2 separate regions of the Homo sapiens genome follow, and region 2 is linked to region 1. The links are chromatin loops, found by intact Hi-C in ENCODE. Cell type or tissue: Calu3. All regions are shown on one strand. Links, peaks and the distances in the headings refer to the core of each region. The heading gives the core; the rest is flanking DNA.

Region 1 (15,882 bases), core at 3,433-11,432:
ATTAAATTTCCGAGCATGGTAGCACACATCTGTAGTCCCAGCCACTCAGGAGGCTAAGAGTGAGAGGATTGTTTGAGCCCAGGAGCTTGAGGCTGCAGTGAGCCGTGACTGCACCACTGCACTTTAGCCTGGGCAGAGCGAGACATTGTCTCAAAAAAAAAAAAAAAAAAAAGTCATTGGGCCAGGTGTGCTGGCTCACACCTGTAATCTCAGCACTTGAGAGACTGAGGCGGGAGATCACTTGAAGCCAGGAGATCTACCTTAGAGGGTTGCTGTGAGAATCACATGTGATAATCTATGTAAACTGCTTAGCAGAGAGTTCCTGGTTTACTATACAACTAGGTAAGGCCGGGCGTGGTGGTTCATGCCTGTAATCCTAGCACTTTGGGAGGCTGAGGTGGGCAGATTGCTTGAGGCCAGGAGTTCAATACCACCCTGGGCAACATGGCAAAACCCTGTCTCTGCAAAAAAATACAAAAATTATCTGGGTGTAGTGGTGTGTGTCTGTGGTCCCAGCTACTCGGGAGGCTGAGGCAGGAGGATCACTTGAACCCAGGAGGTTGAGGCTCCAATGAGCTGTGACCATGCCACTACACTTGACCCTGTCTCAAAACCAAAAAAAAAAAAGACTAGATAAATATGAGCAATGATTATTTAATAATGGACATGTGGCCGGGCATGGTGACTCACGCCTGTAATCCCGGCACTTTGGGAAGCCAAGGCAGGTGGATCACCTGAGGTCAGCAGTTCGACACCAGTCTGGCCAACATGGTGAAACCGTCTCTACTAAAAAATATAAAAATTAGCTGGGCGTGGTGGTGGATGCCTGTAATCCTAGCTACTTGGGAGGCTGAGGCAGGAGAATCACTTGAACCTGGGAGGCGGAGGTTGCAGTGACCTGAGATTGCGCCAGTGCACTCTAGTTGGGCGACAAGAGCGAAACTCCATCTCAAAAGAAAAAAAAAGAAAGAAAGAAAAGGACATGTATAATTTTTTATAATGAAAAAAATTCCAGTTCATGCTTTCTTTTTTTTTTTTTTTTTTTTTTTTTGAGACAGAGTCTCACTCAGTCACCCAGGCCGGAGTGCAGTGGCATGATCTCGGCTCACTGCAACCTCCACCTCCCCAGTTCAAGTGATTCTTGTGCCTCAGCCTCCCAAGTAGGTGGAATTAAAGGCATGTGCCACCACACCCAGGTAATTTTTTTTTTTGAGACAGAGTCTCATTTTGTTGCCCAGGCTGGAGTGCAGTGCCACAGTCTTGGCTCACTGCAACTCTGCCTCTTAGGTATAAGCAATTCTCCTGCCTCAGCCTACCAAGTAGCTGGAACTACAGGCACATGCCACCATGCCTGGCTAATTTTTTTGGTTTTTTTTTGAGACGAGTCTCGCTCTGTCACCCAGGCTGGAGTGCGGTGGCGCAATCTCAGCTCACTGCAAGCTCCGCCTCCCGGGTTCATGCCATTCTCCTGCCTCAGCCTCCTGAGTAGCTGGAACTACAGGCGCCTGCCACCACGCCTGGCTAATTTTTTGTATTTTTAGTAGAGATGGGGTTTCGCTATGTTGTCCAGGCTGGTCTTGAACTCCTGACCTCAGGTGATCCGCCCGCCTTGGCCTCCCAAAGTGCTGGGATTACAAAGATGAGCTACTGTGCCCAGCCCTTGTAATTCATGCGATTTTAAAATAACATTTCAGAAGAATTTTTGATGAACTGGAACACAAAAATAATAAATAGAAAAGCAAGATACAAACAATATGTGTGCATATAACCCCATCTTCCAACCTACACACATATGCATAAAGATATGTGTGCATTTCAAAAACAAAGAGATTGTTTTGCCCCAAATACTACCAGTAGTTAAACTGTAGATTATGAATGATTCTTCTCCTTTATTCTTTAATGTATTTTCAAAGATTTCTAAAATAAGCACTCTTCTGGTTTTTCAAAAGTGAAACTTTAAAAAAGATCTAGAATCTGCTGTCGGGAGAACACACAGAGGGAAACTGTGACCTCCAGACGTCAGCAGCCCGGCTGCTGGTGTCATGCTCCACAGAAAGCCGAGTCACCCCTTTGGGGCCAGGGTGTCCTGTGAAATATATAGACCAGGGTCAGGCCAGCTCACGAGGCCCAGTGGCCTCGGCAGACCTTTCCGGGGAGTGGGCACTCTGCCACCCCGGCCCATATCTTAATGAGATAATGTATGTGAAAGCACTTTGCCAAAGAGAAAACTCTATCCAGATAGGTGATTGCACGGCTTATTCTGGAGAAAGTAGGCTCTCAGAGCACATTCTATTAAGGAATTTCACACTCTATCTCCTCCTCCAAACTCTTCTCTTTTTCTCCCTCCCCTGAACAGAAATATATTTAGCAACCCTATCTAAATCCTCTTCTTTCCCTTAATTTGATTAAGGAGGAAGGGGAACAAGGGATGGAATGGGGGGTGAGGGGAGCGGGGTGGCTGAGCTGCCGGGAAAGATTAGAGGAGCTGCATGTGTATCTCCGGCCGAGCGATGGCTGAGTGTGGACAGGACGAGGGCCTCCTGGTACTTAGTGCAGAGGCACAGAGGACAGAGGGAGGGGACACAGTCAATCACGGAACACGCTTCTCTGGGAGAATGAGGACCAAATCAGGGAGGGTCCAGCTTCTGGGACTAACTTGGGGAATGGGAGCCATTTCCTATGGGAGGCACTGGATACTGAGTCTCCTCTGCTTTCCTGGCGCCTTGGGTCCTCAGAGCCTCAACAAGTGCCAGGAGGGCTGAGCGCGGTGGCTCACGCCTGTAATCCCAGCACTTTGGGAGGCCGAGGCAGGCAGATCACGAGGTCAGAAGATTGAGACCATCCTGGCTAACATGGTGAAACTCCGTCTCCACTAAAAATACAAAAAATTAGCCGGGCGTGGTGGCCGACGCCTGTAGTCCCAGCTACTCGGGAGGCTGAGGCAGGAGAATGGCGTGAACCCGGGAGGTGGAGCTTGCAGTGAGCCCAGATCCCACCACTGCACTCCAGCCTGGGTGACAGAGCAAGACTCTGTCTCAAAAAAAAAAAAAAAAAAAAAAAAAATCCCAGGAGGCTGCATGTGCTGAGCTCTTGCTATGTGTTTGGTACTTTCACATATTCACATAGATCAGTGAATGTATTCTTTCTTTTCTTTTTTCTTTTTTTTTTTTTGAGACAGGGTCTCACTCTGTTGCCCAGGCTGTAGTGTCACAATCACCGCTCAGCCTCCCAAGTAGCTGGGACCATAGGTACACACCATCACACTCAACTAATTTTTTTTTTTTTTTTAGTAGGGATGAGGTCTTGCTATGTTGCCCAGACTGGTTTTGAACTCCTGGACTCAAGCCCACCTTGGCTGCCCAAAGTGCTGAAATTACAGGTGTAGGCCACCACACTCGGCCGGAATTTATTCTTTTTTTTTTTTTTTTTTTGAGACAGAGTCTTGCTCTGTTGCTGAGGCTGGAGTGCAGAGGCACAATCTCGGCTCACTGCAACCCTCTGCCTCCTGGGTTCAAGCGATCCTCCTGCCTCAGCCTCCCGAGTAGCTGGGACTACAGGCACTCACTACCATGCCCAGCTAATTTTTGTACTTTTTTAGAGATGGGGTTTCACCATGTTGCCTAGGCTGCTCTCAAACTCCTGGGCTCAAGCGATCCCCCGCCTCAGCTCCTCAAAGTACTGGGACTACAGGTATGAGCCAATGCGCTCGGCCTGAATTTCTTCTTTTTTGTTTGTTTGTTTTGTTTTGTTTTGAGACAGGGTCTCGCTCTGTCACCCAGGCACTTTGGCTGGCCTGAGTTTATTCTTATGAAGTAATTTGTCTTTACCCACGAAGCTGATGCTGAGAGATTGTTTTGCCCAAAAGAATACAGTTGTTAATGTGTGGGGAAAACAGGATTGCAGTCCAGTTCTGCCTGATTCCACTGCTCTCCCTGGCAAATATTATCCTCCAGAGAAAATAACAGCAGCCAACGCTGACTTAGCCCTACTCGCCAGGCACTGCTATGTGCCTTAAAATATGGTATCTCATTAAATCCTCACAGCACCCCTATGAGGTAGATACTATTATTTTTACGTTTTTCAGATGGAGTCTCGCTCTGTTGCCCAGACTGGAGTGTAATGGCGCGATCTCGGCTCACTGCAACCTCTGCCTCCCGGGTTCAAGTGATTCTCCTGCCTCAGCCTCCAGAGTAGCTGGGATTAAAGGTGCGGGCCACCATGCCCAGCTAATTTTTGTATTTTTAGTAGAGACAGGGTTTCACCATGTTGGTCAGCCTGGTCTCGAACTCCTGACCTCGTGATCCAACCACCTCGGCCTCCCAAAGTGCTGGGATTACAGGCATAAGCCACCGCCCCCAGGCGAGGTAGATACTATTAATAACCCCATTTTACAGATGAGGAGCCTGAGGCATACAGTAAGCCATTTACATTACAGAGCTGGGAAATGGCAAGAGTAGGGACTTGGAGAGCCTGTGAGAGTGGAGAAATGTTGGGTATGAGGCATGCAAAATGAGCAGGCCCCTCTGTTTTATGTGTGTCTCTTCTGATGGTCTGGTTGCTCCGCAAGGACAGGGACCTTGTCTTGTTTATCCTGTATTGCCAACCCGAGCACAATGCCTGGAACAGAAGGAATGTTTGCTGCAAGAACTAGTGGTACCTGATAAACTTGGCTAAGCAATTGTCTCCACTGGGGGCCAACTTGGTGAGGATTAAGTGAGATTTATTTGTCTAGGGATTTCCAAGTCTAAAATGTCATGCTACTGGGCTTTGGAAAAGGCTCCATTGGCACTGGGGATCCCTGCAGGAGGCTTCAAAGGTGACCAGGACCTTGACAATGGGCAGGCCCAGGGAGATGCAGGGAGACGGCTCCAGCTCCCCTTGTGGGGTTGGATTCAGACCAAGGTGACAATGGGCGGGGGGGATCTGGCACACACTCCCCACTGTCCCCTTCCACAGGGACATCTCCAAACTCCAGGGGATAAAACAGTATAGGAGATGGAGGGAGTGAGCAGGTGGGTAGGAAGTGTGCCGCCCAGGCAGCTCATAGAGACAGGAGAGAGGGAAGGTGGGAGATTGGTGTTTGAATTAACAGGAACTCTAAGACTTTTCTAGAAGTAGATTTGAAAGAATAAAGGGCAGGAATTTGTTTTCTTTTAGAAAAGAGGACTCCTCCAGGAAGGGTCGTCCAGCTTCAGCAAAAGTCTCTCATTGACTAATAAGCCCCTCACTGCCTTGTAGTCTCCTATGCCTCAGGGTAAGGATTCAAGCTTCTCTCCCTTTTATACCCGGTGAGGAAGGCTACCAAGGGGCAGAGAACAGAAACAGCCACCAAGTTCCTGGGCCAAGTCCAGGGCTTCCTGGACTGTATTCAGAGAGCTGTGGCTTTTCTCTACCACTTGCAACAGCTCTTGGTGTCTTTATGTGAGCTGCTTATTAACCAGAGGATATCAGGACACTGGGAGGGCAGAGCTTGTGCTGGTTGCCAGTGAGAGTAATTCAGAAACACAGAGTGGGGCAGAGCTGATGTGTGCAGCCGATGTGACGGACAGAGGTGCCTGGCGGGGTGGAACAGGCTCTGGGCACCGTGCAGGAGCAGCATACTGGAGGGGCCTGTGGCCTATGGGGATGGCCAGGAAAGGCAGGGTCCCCTACCAACACTGCAGGCCACCCCCAGGACGAAGGCATGGCGAAGGGCACTGATGGCAACTGGAGGCCACCTGTTGGAATGGGACATGGCACTGGACCGACACTCCCTTCTCACAGTCACACATGGAGGGAGCCGTTTCCACCTTATGGAAACTCCTCTATCATCCTCCTTTTCCAAAGAGACTGCTTTTCCAGAAAAGGCCCTGAGTAAAAGATTCAAATCCCAGACATCCTCTTCCCTCTCTTCCATAAGCTGCTGATGATAGTCCCCGTCTACAGAGTCAGTGTTGATGGGCTTCACCTGCCAGCTGACCCCTCAGGGTCAAACCAAGGAAGCAGAACACCCATGGGCCCTGAGATGGTTCCTGACACCAGGCCACAGAGCAGCTTCCTGCTGTGTCTAAAGAAACACGGATTAGCCATGCTTTGGCCGGGCTGCAGTGCTATGTGTCTTAGGTTTCAAGCTGGTACCAGCTGCACTGAGGGGAAATGGTTGGGGAAGTTCTCCCGTTTGGCTTCTTTCCACATGGAGGACGGCAAAAGGAAGAGGGAGCTTAGAGCTGCCATGCTGGTACTGATGCCTTAAAAATGATGATATAAACACAGCCACAGGAGTCAGCCTGTGAGTCCCTGATGGGGACCAGAGGAGAAATGTCCTGACTTACCCTTCAGCCCACACTCTGCAAACAGAAGTGACCCAGCCCTCATCTATCACCTCAAAAGCTAAACAACTTCCTCAGACAGCCCCATGGAATATAAATCAGGAGGGCCCTAGCTTCTAAGAAACCAGTACACAACTACAGCCCTCAGAAATACTCATCCTCATCTTCTTTCTTCCTCTCCTTTCAGAATAGGGTGCTAGCAAGTCTTATCTGCAGATGAGGCCAGGCAAGGTGGCTCATGTTTGTAGTCCCAGCACTTTGGGAGGCTGAGGTGGGTGGATCACTTGAGGCCAGGAGTTTGAGACCAGCCTGGTCAACATGGTGAAACCCTGTCTCCACTAAAACTACAAAAATTAGCCAGGCATGGTGGTGCACGCCTGTAATCGCAGCTACTCAGGAGGCTGAGCAAGGAGAATCGCTTGAACCTGGGAGGTGGAGTTTGTAGCGAGCTGAGATTGTGCCACTGCCCTCCAGCCTGGGCAACAGAGTGAGATTCCATCTCAAATGAATAAACAAACAAACAAACAAAATAACTGCAGATGAAGTAGGAGGTCACCTTAAGCATGTTACTCAAATTCTCTGAGCATGGGTCCTCATCTGTATCTATCTCATGGGTTTGAGGTGGGAGGTAAATGAGATCATTCATTCAGTTCTTAGTATAGTACTACCTTGATAAATATCATCATTTCAGCAGCTGAAGGCCATTCTCAGGTATAAAGAAGGAAAAACAACACTTCTATACTAATCCCAAACAAGAAGGCTATATGGGCCAGGGCTTCAGTGATTCATGATGTCCAAGCCTTCTTGCTCCTGCTCTCTCTCACGCCAAGTCTGTGCCAGACCTGGTTGCACTTGGCAACCTCAGCGCCTCCAACTTGTTTGAATTCTCACAGAGAATCCCAATGGGTACTCCGACCTGCTGGCGCAGAGACAAATTCAAACACACTGGGGTGGCAGTGAAATGTAGTATAAGAAATAGTCACAAGGAATGTTCAAGCTCTCAGAATGCCTGCAGAGCTGGGGTTTACACAGAGGGCCCCACTTTTCCAGACAGGCAGGGTAGCGAGCTTACAAATTATTTCCTTTCATGCATACTTTCACGATAGCATCATAACACATGCAATAAACACGTTTGGCTCCCTACTGAACAGGTACAGACACGACAGCTTTTCTGTTTTAAAGCTCCTGAATGCCAAAGCCTTCTCCGCTGCTCTGATGCCCCAAACTTCCCTGCCTGGGAATTGGATCTGGGGTAATGAGTGACCCAGCAGGCAGAGATGACAGATTCCTGCCTAATGTAGCAATGCTGGGACAACCTGGAGTATCTGGTGTGGCGGGCAGGCACAGGCAGGATGGGAGAGGCAGCCGTGAGTACACCAACCTTTGTCCCTGTTTGCTCTGGGAGAGGGCAGGCCCTGCCAATGCTGCTCTCCTCTCCTGGTGCCTCTGCCTGGGGCTCTTGGCTAGTCAAACCTCCCCGGGGACCTGAGACGACCTGACCCTGGTGGGTGGCAAGCCGAGACCTCTTCAGGCAGTCAAAGGGTGCTCTGGCACCTCTGACATGACACAGCAGGTGTGGGGCTTGGAGGCCTGCGTGCTCCTGCCCCCTGAGGAAGCCTCTTTCCTTCTGGCTCCTTCCCAGCTGAAAGCTTATCATTAACTAGCCGCCCAGAAAATGATGACCTACTCCAGGGCACTCCTTGGTTCAATCCACTACAGGGTCCGAGGGAAACACAGAATGACAGTGCAGAGCCTGAGCTGGGCAGTGTTGCGTGCCTTCCTCTTGCCAGCCTTTGTCCTCTGGGGCAGGGGAACACTCCTTTTTTAGCCTTGCTTACTGCCATATAAGTGGGTGTCTTGAGGAACCTGTGTGTTCTTTCTTCTGGCAAGGCTGCCCAGTTCTCTGGTTCCCCAGGTTAGGTACAAACAGGGTGACAGAGATACACGTCTGGTGGGGAGGTGGGGACACTCTGGCTCTTGCGTGAGAAATCCTCCTGCTTGCTCTCTCTCTCTCTCTCTTTTTTTCCTGGATGACACTGCTGGGGCTTGAAGCAGGTTGATCCTGAAAAGCAACTTTTCTTGAGAAAAGTCTGAGGGTTTTCTCTTTTCCTAGGAAGCTAGGCCCTGGCCCCCTGGCCCCTTCACCTTATGGAGGGCACTCCCTCTGCCAGGGCCCTCCCAGCTGGCAGAAGCGCTTACAAAGGTCAGAGAAAAGCATCCTTCCCTTTCACAAATAAACAAACCCAATCCATGTGCTGGAGGACTTAGAGTATATTAATAGCCAGATATTTTGTTTTCCTATTCTGGTGCTTATCCCCTTCCACTAGGATGAAAGATAAGAGAACACAAAATGTTCTCCATCAGCTACCCTTCTCCCCTCCCCCAGGGAGAGGCAAGCCAGGGGAGTGCGCTCTTCTGTTTAAAGCCATTCCTGATGGAGGAACCCTGAGAAAATAGACTTAAAAGTTTATATTCAGTCTCTCTTGGCTACTGTTGCTGCTCAGCAAAGAAACTCTATATTGTTTAAACCCTCCAGGCGAACGGGTTGCAAGGCAACCTTCAAACAATAGAAAATACCCCAAACTAAAAATAAAGGCATTAAGAGATGGAAAGCATGGTGGTGCTTTGGTGAAGTGATTCCAGAATTGGGGCAAGGGAGAAGGTCGTTGATCAGGCTGCTTGTGTGTGACATCAGCCCGTTTGCCTGCTCTCATCCTTATCAATTGAGTTTCTTATAATCCAGACATATGGGGTCCCGCTTCTTTTTATTTCTGGACTCTCAGTCCTCTCACTGGTCATCAACTGCTTTGGGCGGGAGGGTGTCAAAGGCCTGTAAGGTTGGGTGCCTCCTGTCCTCAGGAAACTTCCTAATCAATGCACTTATCCCACTGGCTCCCAGCTGACAAGGAACAGCACTTCCATTCCTGAGAAATCCTTAGAAACCCAAGGACAGACAGGGCTGGGGCCCAACTTAATCATAAGGTTCTTACAGGAAGAAGGCAGGAGGGTCAGAGTTGGGGAGGACACGTGAGGACAGAAACAGGCTGGAGCGACGGGCTTTGAAGACGAGGAAGAGGCCACAAGCCAAGGAATATGGGCAGCCCCTAGAAGCTGGGAAAGAAAAGGAAATGGCTTCTCCTCTAGAGCCTCCAGAAGGAACACGGCCAAGCCAGCACCTTGATTTTAGCCTTGTGAGACCCACTTTGCACTTCTGGCCTCCAGAAATGGAAGATCATGCATTCATGTTGTTTTAAGCTACTGGATTTGTGGTGATTTGTTACAACAGGAGATTAATACAATCATGAAAAGGAGAACCCGAGGAACTTTCATAAGGACAAGGAGTTGACAGTGAGTTCCTGGGCACTGCAGGCAGGTGACTGGGAAGCCTGGTGCTGCCCTGGCCCTGCCCTCAGTGACTGCTGCTCTCTGGCTGTGTGCTCTTTGCCACAGATGGAGGCCAGCAGGGGGCACTGAGCCAGCAGGGCTGCCTTTAAACAATCAAACACACATCAATACAAAGGCTGGGGCTTTGCCCACGGAGAGGGCAGGCTGATGGGTGTATTATCCAATAAGCAGACCTGAGCAGCGGGGACGTTTTCACCCATGACCCTTGGCCCACCCCAATCAGTGTCACTCAAAGAGAGATCAGACTGGAAGGGGAAACTGGAAGAAAGAAAAATACATCACCTCCACCCCCTACTCCAGGTTGCTGTCCAGCAATTACTGAAGATTCCCTTGGACTTCTCTGGAAGGAGACATGTAAGAGACTTCAAGGCAGGTTGTGAGCAAGTTTGCCTTCTCTCTGTCTATTCTCTGATTAAATGTCTTCTAAGGACATTTTCTTCTCTGGTATAAGAGAGCCTAGGAAATCCTACCTCAAAAAAAAAAAAAAAAGGTGAAGACCAATAATTTACTCTGTTCTCATGACATTTCTAGGAGACAAGAACCATCAGTCCCATTATATAATTTGGGACCCTGAATTACAGAGAGGGCAAGCAACATGGACATGGCCACACAGCCAACCAGAGCGATTCACTCAAAGCAAAACGCAGCTCTCCCGGCGCCTGCACTGGTACTGCCCTCTGTGTGCTCACGCTTAGTCTCAGGCTCTGGCTAACCGGGTCAGTAGGGCGTGGCCTCTGGGTAGGTGGTCCTAGTGGAATGCAGAGATAGAAAACCATTAAACCTGTCATCACAGGGCAAGCTACTGACGCCTCAGTGGGAAGATTTTCCAGACCAGAGCTCTGAATTGCTCTGGGGTGTGTGTGTCAGTTTGGAAGGTAATCAGGGGAGGAGGGAAGGTCCTAAATAACAGCCAAGTCAAGGTATTTGCACTCTACTTTGCATAAATAAACCCACAAAGAGCTTTCATTTTTTTCTAGCATCAATACAAATCTTTTTCTAGCTTTTTTCTTATTCATCTGCCCTGTTTCTCCCTCCCTTTATCATTCTTCTGAGACCGCCTGGAATCTACCTTTAGGAGCAAAGCTAAAAGATTCTCCAAACTCACTGCCAGCGGATTGAAGTGGCTTATGCCGAACAGCTGCTGAACCTTCAGGACCAGCTCTATGAGGGCCCACGGCTCGGCATGAACGCCAGCAGCTCCACACACTGTGGGCGATCTCCACTGCCCTTTCACGCAGAGAGACTTCTGCAGAGCCACCCTCATTTCTTTCTTTCTTTTTTTTTTTGAGACAGAGATTCTCTCTGTTGCCCAGGCCAGAGTGCAGAGGCGTGATCGCGGCTCACTGCAACCTCTGCCTCCTGGGTTCCAGCGATTCTCCTGCCTCAGCCTCCCAAGTAGCTGGGACTACAGGCGTGTGCCACCATACCTGGTTGATTTTGTATTTTTAGTAGAGATGGGGTTTCTTTCTTTTTTTTTTTTTTGAAACGGAGTCTCACTCTGTTGCCCAGGCTGGAGTGCAGTGGTGTGATCTTGACTCACCACAACCTCTGCCTCCCGGTTTCAAGTGATTCTCCTGCCTCAGCCTCCCGAGTAGCTGGGATTACAGGTGTGCACCACCGCACCTGGCTAATTTTTGTATTTTTAGTAGAGACAGAGTTTCGCCATGTTGGCCAGGCTGGTTTCAAACTCTTGATCTCAGGTGATCCACCCGCCTCGGCCTCCCAAAGTGCTGGGATTATATGCGTGAGCCACTGCGCCTGGCCAGATGGGGTTTCACCATGTTGGCCAGGCTGGTCTTTAACTCCTGACCTCAAGTGATCCACCCTCCTCGGCCTCCTAAAGTGCTGGGATTAGAGGTGTGAGCCACCATGTCCAGCCAACCTTCATTTCTTGCCGCCCAAATTTTGTGACTCTCAAAGGCTATGAAAGGATGCCTCTGTTTTCCTTAAGATATAAAGAGAGGGAAATGGAGTGATTTGGTTTCAAATGATATTGTCAGGTCTTAAGTATTTTAAAAGCATAACAAGCCTGGTTAACATAGTGGGGCCCCATCTCTACAAAAAATTTAAAAAATGAGCTGGGCATGGTGGCGTGTCCCTGTAGTCCCGGCTACTCAGGAGGCTGTGGTGGAAGGATCACTTGAACCCAGGAGTTTGAGGCTGCAGAGAGCCATGATCACGCCACTGAACTCCAGCCTGGATTACAGAGCGAGACCCTGTTTCAAAAAAGAAAAGTGTGTAGCTGAGGCGACTGTGAGCTTTCAACCACTGGGGACCTTCTGCCCATCCTACATGATAACTGTTGCTCTTGCATCACCACAGCCAGCGCACCTCCTCTACTGTGGGCAATCTGAGAAAACTGCACAACACTCAACTGTCCTCTAATTAGACTAAAGAATGAGTATCAACAAATGGGGAAATGGTCTGCAAGATACTGACACAAGGAGAAACCCCCCGTACCCAAGAATTTGGCAGTACTTATGTAGCATTACACAGACAAGAACAGAGACACAGTCTCCTGGCCAGTTAGCTGGCCACACAGAACTGTACTTACACAGGTAGAAGTCAAGATACCCTTAGAGTCTGCAGCTGCTTTCCAGGCTCCCATAAGAGCTCCTGATTAGCATCTGGGTCTCCTGGATCCCTTGATAACAGAAAAACAGGTAGTTTGGGGGCCAGAGAAATATTCTAGGTCCTAGGATCCAGTTTCCAGATCTTCAAATTTTTTTTATTGTAAAAATATGCATAATAGGCCAGGCGTGGTGTCTCATGCCTGTAATCCCAGCACTTTGGGAGGCCAAGGCAGGCAGATCACATGAGGTCAGGAGTTTGAGACCAGCCTGACCAACATGGAGACACCCCGTCTCTACTAAAAATACAAAACTAGTCGGGAGTGGTGGTGCATGCCTGTAACCCCAGCTGCTCAGGAAGCTGAGGCAGGAGAATCACTTGAACCTAGGAGGTGGAGGTTGCGGTGAGCCAAGATCGCGCCATTGCACTCCAGCCTGGGCAACAAGAGTGAAACTCTGTCTCAAAAAAAAAAAGCATAATATAAAATTACCATTTAAAATGTAAGTTCAGTGGCATTAAGTACATTCACACTGTTGTGCTACTATAACCACCATCCTAGATAGTACAAAACTTTTTTTTTTTTTTTTGAGATGGAGCCTTACTGTGTTGCCCAAGTTGGAGTGCAGTGGCGTGATCTTGGCTCACTGCAACCTCCACCTCCCGGGTTCAAGTGATTCTCCTGCCTCAGCCTCCTGAGCAGTTGGGATTATAGACATCCGTCACCACTCCTGGCTAACTTTTTGTATTTTTAGTAGAGACGGGGTTTCACCATGTTGGCCAGGCTGGTCTTGAATTCCTGGCCTCAAGTAATCTACCCACCTTGGCCTCACAAAGTGCTGGGATTACAGGTGAGAGCCAGTGTGCCCGGCCCTAGATAGTATAAAACTTTTTTAGTGTGTGTGTGAGACATGGCCTCTTTCTGTCACCCAGGCTGGAGTGCAGTGGCACCATCATGGCTCACTGACCTCCCAGGCTCAAGCGATCCTCCCACTATAGCTTCCCAAGTAGCTGGGACTACAGGGGTGTGCCACCATGCCTATTTATTTTTTTTAAATTGTTGTTTTCTGTAGAGACAAGAACTCACCATATTGCCAGGGCTGGTCTCGAACTCCTGGGCTCAAGTGATCCGCCCGTCTCAGCCTCCCAAAGTGCTGGGATTACAGGAGTGAGCCACCACACCCAGCCAGTGCAAAACTTCTATTAACTAGACTCTGTGAAGACCACAGCAAGGTGATTTCGTTGAAAAGGCTCTGCCTGAACATCTTTCATGGTATCTCAAACTATGATATCCCTAAGAAAGGTACCAAAAAATCCTTTTGGCCTCAAAGAGAGTAGCAACAAACCCACTCGTGTGCTAACTCCCCATTCCATTTTCTTTTCAGGCTCCACCGTCCCCACCACTTAGCAGTGACTTCAGAGCCGATCCAAATCTGAAGAGGAGCTTCATCAGCTCCTCTTAGTATCCAAATCTGCCCCCACCCCTGCTCATCCCTTTCAGTTTATCTGGGTAATTGCATGTTTTCATACATAAATGAAAAGCAACAATTGCAAGGCTGAGGAGTAAAGGTGGTATGGGCAGGTTCCATAACAGAGAGGTTTCCAGAGAATGACAAAATTGGGGAAGACTCCCTGGTCTGGAAGAAATGTGAAGCTGTAAGAAAATAGCTTGAGAGAGGACTGTTGGGGGAAACGCAAGAGAGCACAGAGGGATGGAGGTGTGAGTGGAAAGGGGTGGTGAGACCTATACGTTATTGATTCCAAAATCTTTATTTATCTTTATCTCCAGCCCTGACCTCTCTCTGGAATGCCAGACTCATAAATGTAGCTCCTACCTGACAATTCCTCTTGGATGTCTAACGGGTACTTAACATGGACAAAGCAGAACTCTTCATTTGACCTGCCCTACCTAAGTCTGCTTCTCCCTTAATCTTTTCTAACTCAATTCATGAAAAAATCTGAAAGTCATTGCTGATAGCCCTTTCTGTGACTCCCCCCAACCCTGCAGAAAGTCTTATTGACTCTATTTCCACAAAAAACACCATGTAGCTGTCCACTTCTCTCTATTTCTACTTCAATTGTCCTAGTCTAAGCCATCATCATCTAACATCTCTCTACAATGACCTCCTCAACTGACCTGCCTACTTCCATTCTACGACCCCTACACCATCCATTTTCTACTCAAAGTTAGTGATCTTTTAAAATTCAGATCAGTTCATGTCACCTTCCTTGCTTAATAGCTTTCAAGGTCTTCTCAGTAGCACTTTGGGAGGCCCAGGCAGTTGGCTCACGTGAGGTCAGGAGTTCAAGACCAGCCTGGCCAACATGGTGAAACTCTGTCTCTACTAAAAATACAAAAATTAGCTGGCGTGGTGGTGCATGCCTGTAATCCCAGCTATGCGGGAGGCTGAGGCAGGAGAATCACTTGAACCTGGGAGGCGGAGGTTGCAATGAGCTGAGATCACACCACTGCACTCCAGCCTGGGTGACAGAGTGAGACTTCTTCTCAAAAAATAAATAAATAAATAAATAAATAAAAATAAAATCCAATTTCCTTATCCTAGCTACAAAGCTCTCCATAAGCTGGACTCTGCACATTTTTCCTACCTGACTTATTATTATTATTATTATTATTTTGAGACAGAGTTTCGCTCTTGTTCCCCAGGCTGGAGTGCAATGGCAGGATCTCAGCTCACTGCAACCTCTACCTCCCGAGTTCAAGCAATTCTCCTGCCCCAGCCTCCCAAGTAGCTGGGATTACAGGTGCCCTCCAGCATGCCGAGCGGCTTTCTACCTCACTTTATATCATTTTTCCCTGACTCTGCCATGGCCACACTGGCCATCCTGCTGGTTCTCAAACACAAAGAACTTCTTCCTACCTTGTGGATTCTGTATGAGTTAATAGCATGTTATGTCTGGAATGCTTCTCTCACATATCGGTCTATGGATGGCTCCTTCTTATCATACCTCAGCTTAAAGGACACATCTTCAGAGAAACTTGCCCTATGCATCTCATCTAAAGTGGACAAGATGTTAATTTACTACTATGTGATATTTTCTGGCTTATTTAATTTTTTGTGTCTTACCCCATAGAATATAAACTCCATAAGAGAAGGACTTTGTCTTTTCCATAAGGGATCCCCAGTGCCTAAAATAGTGTTTGGCATAGAACAGGTGTTCCATAAAGAAAGTTGGATGAATAAGTAAAAAATTATGATCATTCTATGCAATAAATGATCAAAAGGAACAAAGCAAAGATAAAAAGTAAGGTAGGAAACTAGACAAAGACATAAGAAAACTACAGACCAATGTATCTCATACACTGAAGTAAAACACCCTCATGAAAATATTAGCAAACTGAGGCCCGGCGTTGTGGCTCACACCTGTAGTCTCAGCACTTTGGGAGGCCAAGGTGGGTGAATCACTTGAGGCCAGGAGTTAGAGACCAGCCTGGGCAACATGGCAAAACCCCATCTTGTCCTAAAAATACAAAAATTAGCCGGGCGTGGTGGTGTGCGTCTGTAATCCCAGCTACTCGGGAAGCTGAGGAAGGAGATCACTTGAATCTGGGAGGTGGAGGGTGCAGTAAGCTGAGATTGTG
Region 2 (15,882 bases), core at 3,074-11,073, 62 kb before region 1:
ACCCCATTATACTACTGTGGTTTGCTCCCAATCTGTTTCTTAGACAGTACTGTCTTTAAAATGGCAAACGTGATCTCCTCCTGTTTTAAAATCTTTCAACAGCTTCTTTGGCATCCCAACCCGGGCTTATAACAGCCTCCATGACCCAAGTGCTGTTTGCCTGTCACCCTCTCACCTCCCTCTGAGCATCACACACTATGCTCTTCAGTTCCTCTAACTTGTTTCTGGGCCTTCACATACCCTTTCTTCTCCCATAAATAGTAAGGCTTTCCTCTAACTCCCAGATTAGGCTGGCATCCCTCACTGTGTGCCCACAGAGCATCCTGTCCTTTCCTTACACTCGCATGGTCTTCATGAATCTTCCCCACTAAAACCAAAAGCTCCATAAAGGCAGAGTCACTCAGACATCACTGATTTCCTAGCCCTACCACTATACCTGGCACACAGTGGGTGTCAAATAAAATATCTGTCAATGAATAAAGCATTTGGCACACATATTTCCTTTAGTATACATGTAGCAAAAGACTTCTAATTACCAAGTTGAAGAACATCACGAAGCTAGAAACAATAAAAAATCAGGGTCCAAAGAGATAACAGCTTTGGTTAAGCTAAATGAGGTTCAATAATGGTAGTTGCTTAAATTCTACGTTTAGACTAAAACCAAAATAATCTATGCCAGTAAAAGTCTAGAAATTTAGGAATGGGGGGATGGGAAGAACACCTAAGAAAGACTGTAGTTTTAGCTGGTAGAGTAATTAAGACTGCCAAAGAAATTTCCATAGACTGTCAGAAGACAAAAAATGTCTAGAATGACAACCAGACTCCATTTACATAACTGCATTCAATCTGGGTACCAAAGAGAACTACCAAGATGGTAAAGCGTTTGAAACAAATGCTAAGACTAACTTGGAAATAAACATTTTATTTTATTTTACTTTTTGAGATGGAGACTAGCTTTGTTGCCCAGGCTGGAGTGCAGTGGCATGATCTCGGCTCACTGTAACCTCCACCTCCCAGGTTCAGGCGATTTTCCTGCCTCAGCCTCCCGAGTAGCTGGGATTACAGGTGCCCACCACCACACCAAGCTAATTTTGTTTGTTTGCTCTGTCACCCAGGCTGGAGCACAGTGGCGTGATCTCAGCTCACTGCAACCCCCGCCTCCTGGGTTCAAGCAATTCTCCTGCCTCCCTCCCAAATACCTGGGACTACAGGCGTGTGCCGATGCGGCCGGCTAAGTTTTGTATTTTTAGTAGAGATGGGGTTTCACCACGTTGGCCAGGCTGGTCTCGAACTCCCAACCTCAAGTGATCCACCCACCTAGGCCTCCCAAAGTGCTGGGATTACAGGCGTGAGCCACCGCACCCGGCCAAAAATAAAAATTTTAGGATACGCTATACTGCTAACATTTGACAGTCCTAGTACTGCCACAAACTGCCACATGCTCCTGGATAAGTTACAAACTCTGAGTTTTAGTCTTCTCATCCCCTAAAATAAGGTTTCATAAGCTCCCCTTCAGATCTAAACTGGTGATAAATCAGATTTCTATGTGGCTCCAAATTAAAAAAGCTAACATACACAACAGACAAAATATATTTTAGCTCATAAGGAATATTTTATAATGAACTGACTAAAAAAATGACACTGATCATTAAGCAAGTTTCCAGTTACTAGAGTTATGGGGGTAGAAAGGTAACCAATTCATTAGATGTTGCAAAGGCAACCATGCACTAAGCAATGTTAGAGTACTCCAGCCTACCTACCAACAGAGATTTTTATCACAAAAGAAAAATGCACGTTTAAAAGGTCAAACACCATTCTTCTTCCCCTCTTTCAACAGATATATATACAGTTAACAGTATATTGCCGGGCGCGATGGCTCACGCCTGTAATCCCAGCACTCTGGAAGGCTGAGGCAGGCGGATCACAAGGTCAGGAGAACGAGATCATCCTGGCTAACATGGTGAAACCCCGTCTCTACTAAAAATACAAAAAATTAGCCGGGCATGGTGGCGGGTGCCTGTGGTCCCAGCTACTTGGGAGGCTGAGGCAGGAGAATGGCATGAACCCAGGAGGCGGAGCTTGCAGTGAGCTGAGATCATGCCACTGCACTCCAGCCTGGGCGACAGAGCGAGACTCCATTTCCAAAAAAAAAAAAAAAAAGTGTATCTTCTGGATTTTCTGGACATCTCTTTATGTACAACATTCACTAAAACAATATTAGACCTTTTATATTTATACATACCTGTCTCATTTTAAAAAGTGGCTGTATAGTAATAATAAGCAATGAAATTTTGAGACTATTATTTCTAGACCAGGTACTGCTGGAACAGCTTCACAGGTTACTAATTCAATCTTCACAACTCTAAGGAGGGATCTATTATCTTTACTCCCTCCCTGTTTATAGATGAGGAAAATGAGACACTAAAAGGTACTTGTTCAAGGCCACAGTATTTCACAACCATACCATGAACTAAATGAATCATCCTCTATTTTTATGGCTATCTAGTTATTTCTAACATTTCCTTTTACGGTGTTACAGGGTTAACATCTTCGTCTGTTATCTTTTACTTTTGCATACAAATGTATACTCCCACCAAGTTTATGTCCCTCCTGTTTCCCCATTCTCTCAATCTTGTATTTTTCTGGCACTGATAATGCCAAGCCCTTTGTTTTACTTTTTTTTTTTTTTTCTTTTTTTGAGACAGAGTTTCACTCTTGCTGCCCAGGCTGGAGTGCAATGGCACGATATCAGCTCAGCACAAACTCTGCCTCCTGGGTTCAAGTGATTCTCTTGCCTCAGCCTCCCAAGTAGTTGGGATTACAGGCAAGCGCTACCATGCCCAGCTAATTTTGAATTTTTAGTAGAGACAGCGTTTCTCCATGTTGGTCAGGCTAGTCTCGAACTCCTGACCTCAGGTGATCTGCCCGCCTCGGCCTCCAAAGTGCTGGGATTACAGGCATGAGCCAGTGTACCCGGCCACCAAGCCCTTGGTTTTCAAAAGTTCCATTATCGGCCGGGCACAGTGGCTCATGCCTGTAATCCCAACACTTTGGGAGGCTGACGGTGGGTGGATCTCTTGAGGTCAGGAGTTCAAGACCAGCCTGGCCAACATGGTGAAACCCCGTCTCTACTAAAAAAAAAATACAAAATAGCCAGGTGGGGTGGTGCACACCTGTAATTCCAGCTAATGGGAAAGCTGAGGCAGAAGAATCGCTTGAACCCAGGAGGCAGAGGTTCCAGTGGTCCAAGATTGCACCACTGCTCTCCAGCCTGGGTGACAGAGCCGAGACTTTGTCTCAAAAAAAAAAAAAAAAAAAAAAGTTCCATTATCTTTTAATATAAAAGTTGGTCACAGTTAAATCTGCCCATCTAGGTGGTTTGGTGTTAATGCTTAGGAAAGGTGGTTCCCATGGCCAGCAGCGGTGGCTCACACCTGTAATCCCAGCACTTTGGGAGGCCAAGGCAGATGAAGCACTTGAGGTCAGGAGTTTGAGACCAGCCTGGCTAACATGGTGAAACCCCATCTCTACTAAAATATACAAAAAATTAGCCGGACATTGTGGTGGGTGCCTGTAGTCACAGCTAACGGGGAGGCTGAGGCAGGAGAATGGCGTGAACCCAGGAGGCGGAGCTTGCAGTGAGCCGAGATCATTCCACTGCACTCCAGCCTGGGCGACAGAGCGACTCCGTATCAAAAAAAAAAAAAAAAAAAAAAGGAAAGGTGGTTCCCAAACCACATGGTTTCTTCTCCTTTTTCCAAAATCTTCATCTCAGTAGCAAGAATGAAAAGGTTGGCACTTCCTGGTACTGTGACTACCACTGAATCATGGGGAGTAGAGAGGAGGTGATTACAGGAAATCAGGAAGGAAATGCCAGCCCCATGAAATCAGGTCAGGCTTCAAGATCAACTGGCCTATCATGGTCTGATGGTTGAGGAGAACTCTCATTTCTCACAGTTCTTAATGTCTTAGCTATTCTGACAGTGCTCAGGGGCTCTCAAACTCAAAAACTCTCTATGCTGATTTTTGTTTTAGACTATTTTGCTCTTCTGCTTATCCGTTTTCTAGAGTAATAATTTATACCTTGGCTTTGGAAACAGAGGTATAGCTTCCAGGATTTACAGAACAACTAAAGCAATTTTTCTTTTTTGTTTTGTTTTCTTTTTTTTTTTTTTTTGCAACAGAGTCTCGCTCTGTCCCTCAGGGTGGAATGCAGTTGTGCAATCTAGGCTCATTGCAGCTTCCATCTCCTGGGTTTAGGCGATTCTCGTGCCTCAGCCACCCAAGTAGCTAGGATTACAGGCATCCACCACCACACCCGGGTAATTTTTGTATTTTTAGTGAAGATGGGATTTCACAGTGTTGGCCAGGCTGGTCTCGAACTCCTGGGCTCAAATGATCCGCCTGCCTTGGCCTCCTAAATTGCTGGGATTACAGGCATGAGCCACCATGCCCGGCCTGTACTTCAGTTTTCAAAACTAAATAGCTAGAATCCTGAGGTGGACTTTCTGAGGAGGAGGACAAATGAACCTCCTGAAGTTGCACACAAGATTTTCAATATATGTTTTTGGGGAAGAAAGTCCATAAATTTCATTAATTCTCAAAGGGACTGTGATCTAGAAATGATTAAGATCTGCTCTAGAGCCTTGCTACTCAAATTATTGACCTGGGAGCTTATTAGAAATGCAGAATAATCAGGCCCCATTTCAGACTGAACCAATCAAAACATACATTTTAACAACATCCCCAGGTAATTCCTGCACACATGAAGTTAGAGAAACATTGATCTAAGCAGTGTGCAAAATCTTAAGGCTCCCCACCCCCCGAACTTTTTTTGGGAGACAGAGTTTTACTCTGTCTCACTCTGTCACCCAGGCTGGAGCATACTGGCACGATCTGAGCTCACTGCAGCCCTGACCTCCCAGGCTCAACTGATCCTCCCACCTCAGCCTCCCGAGAAGCAGGGACTACAGGAGCACGTCAACATGCCCAGCAAATTTTCATTTTTTATTTTTTTAGAGACGGGGTCTTTCCATGTTGCCCAGGCTGGTCTCAAACTCCTGAGCTCAAGTGAACCTCGTCTCAGCCTCCCAAAGTGCTGGCATGAGCCATGGCTCCCAGCCTCACTATGCAAGTTTTTAAAACTTTTTTTGTAAAGACAAGGTCTCAATATGTTGCCCAGGCTGGTCTCAAACTCCTGGGCTCAAGTGATCCTCCTGCCATGGCCTCCCAAAATGCTAGGATTGCAGGGATAAGCCACTGCACCCAGCCAACACCTTTTTTTTTTTTTTTTTAAACAATTCTCTTTTCATATTTTACAAAAGACTTTGGTACAGAGATTGTTGTGGCCCACAAAACCCAAAATATTAGCTGGACGCTATAGCTCACACTTATAATCCCAGCGTTTTTTTTTTTTTTTTTTTTTTTTTTTGAGATGGAGTCTCGCTCTGTCCCCCAGGCTGGAGTGCAGTGGCGCGATCTTGGCTCACTGCAACCTCTGCCCCCTGGGTTCAAGTAATTCTCCTGCCTCGGCCTACCGAGTAGCTGGGATTACGGGTTACGGGTGCCTGCCACTGCACCCGGCTAATTTTTGTATTTTTAGTAGAGACGGGGGTTTCACCATCTTGGCCAGGCTGGTCTTGAACTCCTGATCTTGTGATCCACCCGCCTCCGCCTCCCAAAGACCTGGGATTACAGGCTAAGGCAGGAGGATCACTTGAGGCCAGGAGTTCAAGACCAGCCTGAGTGACACAGTGAGACCTCATGTCTATAAACAAACGAACCAACCAACCAACCCACAAAGATAGTATGCCAACTCCTCTGCTCTACAGCAGACTGACTACTCTGTTTTGTGTTAAAGAGCATTTAATGTTTGCTAAATGTTTAAAGCCAGTCAATTCCAACCCCAACAGCTTTCTAAAAGCAAAAAAAAGTCCACATGGACTCATGGCCATACTATCTAAATCACACTTTTTAGAGCAAGAAAGCTCCTTGAAACAGTACTCCAATTACCTAATTCTGCAGAGGTTAATGTACATAGTCCAATGTCATGCAGAACTAGGATCATAATCCAGGTTCTTATATGAATCCACTCATCTATTTCACAACTCTGCCTTTTACTCAACTGCTTCAAAAGCAGTTTATACCTGCTACTAAATCTCAGTACTGCATGTTAACTGTCTGAAGTAAAAGTTTCCTTCCTTTAAATTGAAAGTTTTCTTCCTTTAAATTGCTGTCAAGTTTAAGAATTATTCTTTTTATTCCCGAGTAAATCTTGAAATTGCTGGCACCCTGTTGGCTATTAAGTCTTCATTTTAGGAAATAAAATTATCAATTTCTGTACAAGTGCTAAAGCAAATGCAATTTTAAGATTGTGTTGCTTCCACTACTTAAATCTTAAAAGATGATTCGCTCCAGAGTATATACTACAAGACAGAAGTCATCTGAGAATATTTATTTCCTGGTGCTATTCATCAACCCTGGGTTACCAAGATACATAAAGTTTGTTTTAAACAACCCTGAAAACAGTGTTCTTAAGAAGTCAATAAATAACCCCTGCGGCATATACTAGAAGCCCCAAAATTCTAAAACTAAGACTTCTAGCTGGGAATGGTGGCTCATGCCTGTAATCCCAGCACTTTGGGAGGCCAAGGGAAGAGGATCCCTTGAGCCCAGGAGTTTGAGACTAGGCTGGGTAATACAGGGAGACCTTGTCTCAAAAAAACATCCCACAAAACCATGGCCGGGCACGGTGGTTCATGCCTGTAATCCCAGCACTTTGGGAGGCCAAGGGAGGCAGATCACTTGAGGTCAGGAGTTCGAGACCAGCCTGGCCAACATGGTAAAATCCCGTCTCTACTTTAAAAAAAAAAAAGGAAAAAGAAAAAAAGAAAACAGAAATGACTTAGGCTATTATAGCTTGATTCACTTTCATGTCAGCAGATAATACAGAAAGCTTAAAAACAATGACGTTCATTTCTTATAAGATTATGTACAACTTCACTACTTTTGGTTTCCATCCATCCGGAGAAATATTTTCTTGGCCTTAAGATAATGTAGAATTACTGTGGCTTCTTAAGAGGTGAACATGTGGGTCACTTTCTCTTTTTTTTTTTTTTGAGTCAGGGTCTCACTCTGTTGCCCACGCTGGAGTGCAGTGGCTTAATTTCAGCTCACTGCCACAGCCTCGACCTCCTGGGCTCAGGTGATCCTCCCACCTCAGCTTTTCAAGTCGTTGGGACTACAGGTACGCACCACCACGCCTAGCTAATTTTTGTATTTTTTGTAGGGATGGGGTTTTACTATGTTGCCCAGGCTGGTCTCAAACTCCTGGACTCAAGTGATCTGCATGCCTTGGCCTCCCCCAAAAGTGCTGAGATTACAGGCATGAGCCACTGAGCACAGCCTATGTGCGGGTTATTTTCTCCATGTTTTTATTTGCCATATCAATTTCATTTGGCTCTTGTGTTCTAGATACTTAAGACTCACATTAGCATTTGCTATGTATGCTTACCCAGTTTCTCTTTGGAATGATTAGCTGGTATAGCAACATATAAAATTTAGTTTCCTGGCTGGGCATGGTGGCTCACACCTGTAATTCCAGCACTTTGGGAGGCTGAGGCGGGCGGATCACTTGAGGCCAGGAGTTCGAGACCAGCCTGGCCAACATGGTGAAACCCTGTCTCTACTAAAAATACAAAAATTAGCCGGGTGTGGTGGCGGGCACTTGTAATCCCTGCTACTAGGGAGGCTGAGGCAGGAGAATCGCTTGAACCCAGGAGGCGGAGGTTGCAGTGAGCTGAGATCACGCCCTTGCACTCCTGCCTGGGCGACAGAGTGAGATTCCATCTCAAAAAAAAAAAAAAAAAAAAAAAAAAAAAAAAAAATTAGTTTCCTTAAACTCTCTCTCCATATCTCCCTCAAAAAACCACCTATTCCAGCTTAGTCTTTGAAAAGTTCAGCCAGAACCATCCTACCAGATATCTTCCAAAAGCTGACAAAGAATTTTAAAGTCAGGAGATGACCCTTACATTCCAAACAGTGACTACAAAAAGGTCTGTTCCTTTCTGCAAATATCAAAATCGTTAAGTCAGTACTTTTTTATTTTCAGCTTCGAATTAGTTTACAACACTCTCCAGTTTTCCAACACATCTGAAAAACCCCTTCACATCCAATTTCATAATGTAAATGAAAATATAAAAGTCACCATGTCTAAAAGCACAATTTATGCCATTTAATCTTTCAGGCTACGCAAATAGTACCTTCGACTGACAAGAAAAAATTCAGAATTAAAGTTCACTCTATAGTTTTCACAAAACTGAATTATCAGGCTAAATGCTAGATTGCACAGTCAATTTGATTACTAATTCTAAAAGAGGTGGAAGTTTAAAAGGCTCAACGTGTATAGTCTTAATAAAATAAATACCTATTTATCTGGCCCAGGTTATACAGTCACGGTATGCTTTTCCAAAATGTTCCATATAATAGTTGCAAATGCCTTAGAATTATATCTTACCCAATTCAATGACCTGCTGGTCCTAGTAACCCAGCAAACTATCATTTCTGATTTGCATATAAGTTTACAAACACCATGAAAGGTCACCAGAGTATACTGACAACCTAAATATTACAGCTGTAACTAGGCTTCCTCAACATGATAAAGGGCACCCGCCTATGAGACCCACACCTATGTCACACTTCACTGTGAAGGACTGGATGCTTTCCCCTACGATCAGTAAGACAAGGATGTCTGCTCTTGGTACTTCAACGTTGTATTGGAGATTCTAACCAGGGCAATTAGGCAAGAAATAAAGGGCATCCAGACTAGAAAGAAGTAAAAACATTTTCATTTGCAAATGCATGATCTTGTATATAGAAAATCTTAAGGAACCCATAAAAACTATTAAAACTAACTAATGAGTTCAGCAAGATGGCAAACTACAAGATCAATACGTAAAAAACTATTTCTACACGCTAGCAAAGAACAATCTGAAAATGAAATTGAAAAAAGAATTCCTAACTCAAGGCAAATTAAAGACTTAAATGTAAGGCCTCAAACTGTAAATATCCTAGAAGAAAACCTAGGAAATACTCTTCTCAACACTGCCCTAAGCAAAGAATTTATGACTAAGCCTCAAAAGCAAATGCAACAAATAACTTGACAATTGGGACCTAGTTAAACGAAAGAGTTTCTGCACAGCAGAAGAAATCTATCAACAGAGTAAACTGACAACCTACAGAATTGGAGAAAATAATTGCAAACTATGCACTCAACAAAGGACTAATATCCAGAATCTATAAGGAACTTAAATCCACACACAAACACACACACAAAATCACTGTTGAAAAGTGGGCAAAGGGTATGAAAAGACACTTCTCAAAAGACAACAATCAAGTAGTCAACATAGGAAAAAATGCTCAACATCACTAGTAGAGAGATGCAAATCAAAACCACAATGAGATGTCATCTCACACCAGTCAGAGTGACTATTATTGCTGGGCACGGTGGCTCACGCTTGTAATCCCAGCACTTTGGGAAGCTGAGGTGGGAGGATCACTGGAGCCCAGGAATTCAACTACTAGCCAGGGCAACATAGTAAGACCTCATCTCTACGAAAAAATTTAAAAATGAGCCTGTCATAGTGGTGTGTGCCTACAGTCCCAGCTAACCTGGAAGGCTCAGGTGGGAGGGTCACTAGAGCCTGGAAAGCCATGGCTCAATGAGCTATAATCATGCCACTGTGTTCCAGCCTGGGCAACAGACTGAGATCCTGCCTCAAAAAAAAAGAAAAAAAAAAAAAAAAAGGTGGTGGGGCTGGGGGGAACACTTATACACTGCTGGCAAGAATGTAAACTAGTTCAGCCCCCGTGGAAAGCTGTTTGGAGATTTCTCAAGAAACTAAAAACAGAATGACCATTCAACCCAGCGATCCCATTACTGGGTATATATCCCAAGAAAAAGAAATTGTGGCCGGGCGTGGTGGCTCACACCTGTAATCTCAGCACTTTCGGAGGCCAAGGTGGGTGAATCACTTGAGCCCAGGAATTCGAGACCAGCCTGGGCAACATGGTGAGACCTTATCTGTACGAAAAATACAAAAATTAGTTGGGCGTGGTGGGCATCTGTAGTTCCAGCTACAAGGAGGCTGAGGTGGGAGGATGGCCTGAACTCACAAGGAGGCTGAAGTGGGAGGATGGCTTGAGCTTGGGAGGTGGAGGTTGCACTGAGCCAAAATCGCACCACTGCACTCCAGCCTGGGCGACAGAGTGAGACCCTATCTCAAAAATAAATGTGGTATATATACACCATGTGATACTACGCAGCCATGCAAAAGAATGAAATCATGTCTTTTCCAGCAAAATGGATGCAGCCAGAGACTATTATCCTAAGTGAGTTAACCCAGAAAACCAAATACTGTCTGTTCTCACTTGTAAGTAGGAGCTAAACACTGAGTACACATAGCCATTAAGATGGGAACAATAAACACTGGGCACTCCAAAAAGTGGGAGGGAAAGAGGGGCGAGGGCTGAAAAACTATCTGTGAAGTACTATACTCATCATCTATACTCATCATCTGGATGACAGGATCAGCAGAAGCCCAAACCTCAGCATCACACATTAAATCCACATAACAAACCTGCACATGTACCTTGAATCTAAAAATTTTAATTAAAAATAAATATCACTAGGCCGGGCGCGGTGGCTCACGCCTGTAATCCCAGTACTTTGGGAGGCCAAGGCGGGTGGATCACGAGGTCAGGAGATCGAGACCATCCTGGCTAACATGGTGAAACCCTGTCTCTACTAAAAATACAAAAACATTAGCTGGGCATGGTGGCAGGCGCCTCTGGTCCCAGCTACTGGGGAGGCTGAGGCAGGAGAATGGCGTGAACCCGAGAGGCGGAGCTTGCAGTGAGCAGAGATCGTGCCACTGCACTCCAGCCTGTCATAGCGGTGAAAGAGCGAGACTCCGTCTCAAAAATAAATAAATAAATAAATATCACCAATAGGCCAATTTCAAGTTACAAAAAATTATTCCAATTACAAATATTCCCCCCGCCAAAAATGCAATAACAAAAGAAGCACAAGACTTGAACACTGACAACCAGTGTTGAAAGAAATGACAGACCTTAAAAAAAAAAAACAAAAAAAAAACAGACATCCCTATGCTCATGGATCCAAAGACTTGATATTACGACCATATTTCCCAAACTCATCTATAGATACAACACAATTCTTACTGAAAATACCAGCTTGCTTTCTGCAGAAATTGACAAGCAACTCTTAAAAATTTATATGTAAATGTAAGGAACCCAGAATGCCCAAAATTATCTTGAACAAAGTTACACTCCCAAGTTCCCAATTTCAAAAAATACAAAACGACAGCTAGCTATCAAGACAGTATGGTACTGACCTAAAGACAGAGATCAATGGAGTAAGAATAGAGTCTAGAAATACATTCTTGCATTTGTAAATTAATTTTTCACAAAGGTTGCAGGACAAATTAGTGAAGAAATCTTTTCAACAAATGGTGCTGAGACAACTAAATATCCACATGCAAAAGAAAGCAGCTGGATCTCCTACCTCACACCATAGTTTTTGCTGTTGTTGCTGTTTTTAAAGAGGCAAGGTCTTGCTTTGTTGCCTAGGGTGGAGGACAGTGGCAGGATCATAGTAGCTCACTGCAGCCTCCACTCTTGGGCTCAAGTCATCTTCGTACCTCTGCCTCCTGAGTAGTGAGACTACAGGCCTGTACCACCTTGCCTGGCTAATTTAAAAGTGTTTTTTTCCTAGGCTGGGCATGGTGGCTCTTGCCTATAATCGCAGCACTTTGAGAGGCTGAGGCAGGCGGATCATTTGAAGTCAGGAGTTCAAGACCAGCCTGGCCAAAACGGTGAAACCCCGTTTCTACTAAAAATACAAAAATTAGCTGAGTGTGGTGGTGTGCACCTGTAATCCCAGCTACTCGGGAGACTGAGGCGGGAGAATCGCTTGAACCCAGGAGGCGGAGGTTGCACTGAGCCGAGATCATGCCACTCGCTGCACTCCAGCCTGGACAACAGAGCAAGACTCCGTCTCAAAAAGAAAAAAAAAAGTGGTTTTTCCTGCCTCAGCCTCCCAAAGTGCTGGGATCATATAGGTATGAGCCACGACGCCTGGATCATATATACTGGCTAATATATAAAGTCTTTGTGACCTTCAATTGGCAACAGTTTCTTAGACATCACACCAAAAGCACAAGCAACAACAATGTATAAGTGGACTTTATCATATTAAAAACTTGTATGTTACAAAGTATGCCATCAAGAAAGTGAAAAAAAGGAATCCCTATAGAATGGGGAAAAAATTTTGCTAATCACACCTCATAAGGCAGGATATGTAAAGAATTCTTATACCTCAACATTAAAAAGACAAATAACCTAATTTAAACAGGCATTTCTCCAAAGAAAACACACCGATGGACAATAGCCACATGAAAAGATGCCCAACATCATTAAGAAATTAGGGAAACGGACGTCAAAACCACAATGATACTCACTTCCTGGGTAAAACTTTAAAACGATAGACAATGACATGTCTTGACAAGGATGTAGAGAAACTGGAACTTGTATACATTGTTGGTGGGAATGTAGAACAATATCACCACCATTCTGAAAGACAGTTTGGTAGCTGCTCAAAATGTTAAGTATAGAGTCACTATAGGCCCCATAATTCCATGCTTAGGTACATACCTAACAGAGAGAAAATGTTATGTTCACACAAAAATTAGTACAAGCATGTATGTACAAGTTATAGCACTATTCATTACTCATAATAGACCAAAACTGGAAACAACCCAAATGTCCATCAACTAATAAACATTATTCAGCAGTAAGGAATGAAATACATGCTATATTCATGAACGAAATGTAACACTATGCTAAGAGAAAGCCAGTCACCAAGATTGACTCCATTTATATGCAATATCCAGAAAAACAGACAGTAATCCACAAAACAGATAATAAACTGTGGTTGTCAGGAACTGGTGGGAGGAAAACAGGGCAACAACTGCTAATGGGTATGGGTTTTTCTGAGGGTGATGAAAATGTTCTGGAATTAAGATAATAATGAGGATCACACAGACCTTGAATATACTAATAATCTGGCATTCAATAATTGTATTGAAGGCCAGGTGCAGTGGCTCACGCCTGTAATCCCAGCACTTTGGGAGGCTGAGGCAGGTGGATCGCTTGAGGCCAGAAATTCAAGACTTGCCGGGCCAACATGGCCAAACTCTGCCTCTACTAAAAATACAAAAATATTAGCCAGGCGTGGCTGGGCGCGGTGGCTCATGCCTGTAATCAATCCCAGCACTTTGGGAGGCCGAGGAGGATGGATCACGAGGTCAGGGGCTTGAGACCATCCTGGCCAACACGGTGAAACCCCGTCTCTACTAAAAAATACAAAAATTAGCTGGGCGTGGTGGTACGTGCCTATAATCTCAGCTACTCGGGAGGCTGAGGCAGGAGAATCGCTTGAACCAGGGAGTCGGAGGTTGCAGTGAGCCAAGATCATGCCACTGCACTCCAGCCTGGCAACAGAGCGAGACTCGTCTCAAAACAAACAAACAAACAAACAAACAAAAAAGCAAGCAAGCCAGGCATAATGGCCCAAGCCTGTAATCCCAGCTACTCGGGAGACTGAAGCAGGAGAATCACTTGAAACTGGGAGGTACACAGGTTGCAGTGAGCCGAGATCACACCACTGCACTAGAGCCTGGGTGACAGAACAAGACTCTGTCTGTATAATATTATAATAATAATTGTATTGAACACACACATACACTTCAACTGTTTGTTCTGCACAGCAACTATGTTTACATTAGCTGAGCCTATCATATACTTCTGATTTCAAATTTCATTCATAGAGAACTTACGATAACGTTACAACAGTCAATATGACAGTTCTGTCCTTAAGGTGCTCACTGCCTAGTAGTATGACAACAGTATTTAATAAAATGCCCACATACATTCTAAACCTAGATGTCTGTTCTGCATTACTCAGTTAAAAAGGTCACAATTTAAGACGAAAGCAAGCAGCACTTAAGAGCCCAATGTCTCACACAGCTGGGCTTAACTAAAATAATAATAGGCCAGGCACGGTGGCTCACGCCTGTAATCCCAGCACTTTGGGAGGCCGAGGTGAGTGGGTCACGAGGCCAGGAGTTTGAGACCAGCCTGGCCAATATGGCAAAACCCCATCTCTACTACAACTACAAAAATCAGCTGGGTGTGGTGGTGCATGCTGGTGAGCCCAGCTAATTGGGAGGCTGAGGCACAAGAATCACTTGAACAGGCAGGCAGAGGTTGCAGTGAACCGAGATCACGCTACTGCATTCCAGCCTGCACAGCAGAGTGAGACCCTGTCTCAAAATAGTAATAATAATAATAATAATAATAATAGTAATAAAAATAAAAATTAAAGAAAAACAGAGCCCAACGTCAAAGCAATATATACGCTTTTTAGCAATTACCATACTGTGGGGGAAGAGCTGGGGAAAAAAAGTGGTAAATAACTACCAGAATCAGCACTATCTATGAAGGATTCAGAAACAGGTGAAAGGAAAATGGATTTAAATTTGTACTCCACTTTATAGTAGTAGTATATTCACCTAAGGGATTTAAACTCAGGTTTTTTTTGAATATTAAATTCATTGTCTTTTGAATATTCAAATAAAGGGAATGGTTGCCAGGGGCCAGGGAAGAGGGGAACTGGAAGTCAGTGTTTAAGGTGTACATTTCAGTTAGGGAAGATAAAAGTTCTGGATGGTGACAGTCCCAAAACAATGTGAATGTACTTAATGCCACAGAACTGCACGCTTAAAAATGGTTAAAATGGGTAAGTTTATAATATGTATACTTTACCACAATATAAATAAGGAAAATCCCATTAGACTGAAAATCTTAAGTCACATACACTATAGATCAAACATTATTTGTCCTTTCTAAACTATCAAATGCAACAACAAAACTATATTACAATATAGAAAATGAAATTTCAGTGTGAGAAAGCGAGATAGGTCAGGGTAATAATCAAAGCTTCACCACCATAAGATCAGTGCATTGAGCAAATTAATAAACTCTATAAAATTTGCCTAACCTTCCAAAAAAAGGTGACTTTGGTGGTACTGAAAACTGAAAAAAAGGCCTGGATGTCTGCAACATGAAGGAGCAGCACAAGATGAAATCATAGAAGAAAGCAGGAGGTACATACACACAATGCAAGTTTATCAGGTCAGAGAATTTTGTATTTTAAGTGCAATGGGGAAGTCCCTTAAGGGTTTTTTAGCAGATGAATAAATAACACAACCTTTAAGAAACCACTCTGGCACTTGTGTGGAGAATGGACTGGAGGAAGACAACAAAGGAAGCCAGAGCCTAGTTAGGAGATGATGACAGCTGCGGTGTGAGATGATGGCTAGACTAGTGTGCTGACCAAGGAAACGGAGTTCACGAACTTGGGTGTGTTCTGGAGACAGAATCAGTGGCCTTACGGACAAATCAGAGGATAAGAGGGGGGAAAAAATCAAGATGACTTCCAAGTTTCTCACAGTTAATTAGGTTAGAGTGTCTTACAAAAGACGGGAAGGACTGGCAAGAATCAGGATTCAAAGATACAGAGAAACCAGAATCACCAACTGAAGAGAAGCTGGCTTTTGTCTCTTTCTTCAAAAAGGATGGTGCTTTGAGGTATCACAGTTGTAGTTTCCTCTGAAGCTGTCTACCATTGCCATCTACTGATGCAAACTAAGGATAAAGGCTTTGGGGGTAATTTCTCTAAGGCTTCAAGTAGACTCAACACACTAAAACAGCCCAACAAGGCAGAGCACAGTGGCTCACACC

What was found. A loop is a pair of places that touch in the nucleus more often than their neighbours do. Peaks named below come from ENCODE experiments on the same cell type or tissue, not always from the same donor. Only the 100,000 strongest peaks of a DNase experiment are listed, where the experiment ranks them.
Region 2: a loop joins it to region 1, with 5 times the contacts of the local background. A loop is called at or near these places in 2 of 110 quality-filtered maps.

Annotation. Positions count from the first base shown.
Region 1 is chr12:110,239,578-110,255,459 of GRCh38, reverse strand. No RefSeq gene overlaps it. Among named protein-coding and RNA genes, the nearest start is that of ATP2A2, 34 kb to the left of the region's middle. In Calu3, for the core only: no CTCF peak of the experiment used is centred there; DNase peaks (open chromatin) are centred at 7,219, 7,699, 7,819, 9,769 and 1 weaker place.
Region 2 is chr12:110,301,145-110,317,026 of GRCh38, reverse strand. All of the region lies in intron 5 of ATP2A2 (ATPase sarcoplasmic/endoplasmic reticulum Ca2+ transporting 2), which reads right to left. Among named protein-coding and RNA genes, the nearest start is that of ATP2A2, 28 kb to the right of the region's middle. RefSeq lists an enhancer at 2,315-2,394. In Calu3, for the core only: no CTCF peak of the experiment used is centred there; a DNase peak (open chromatin) is centred at 3,856.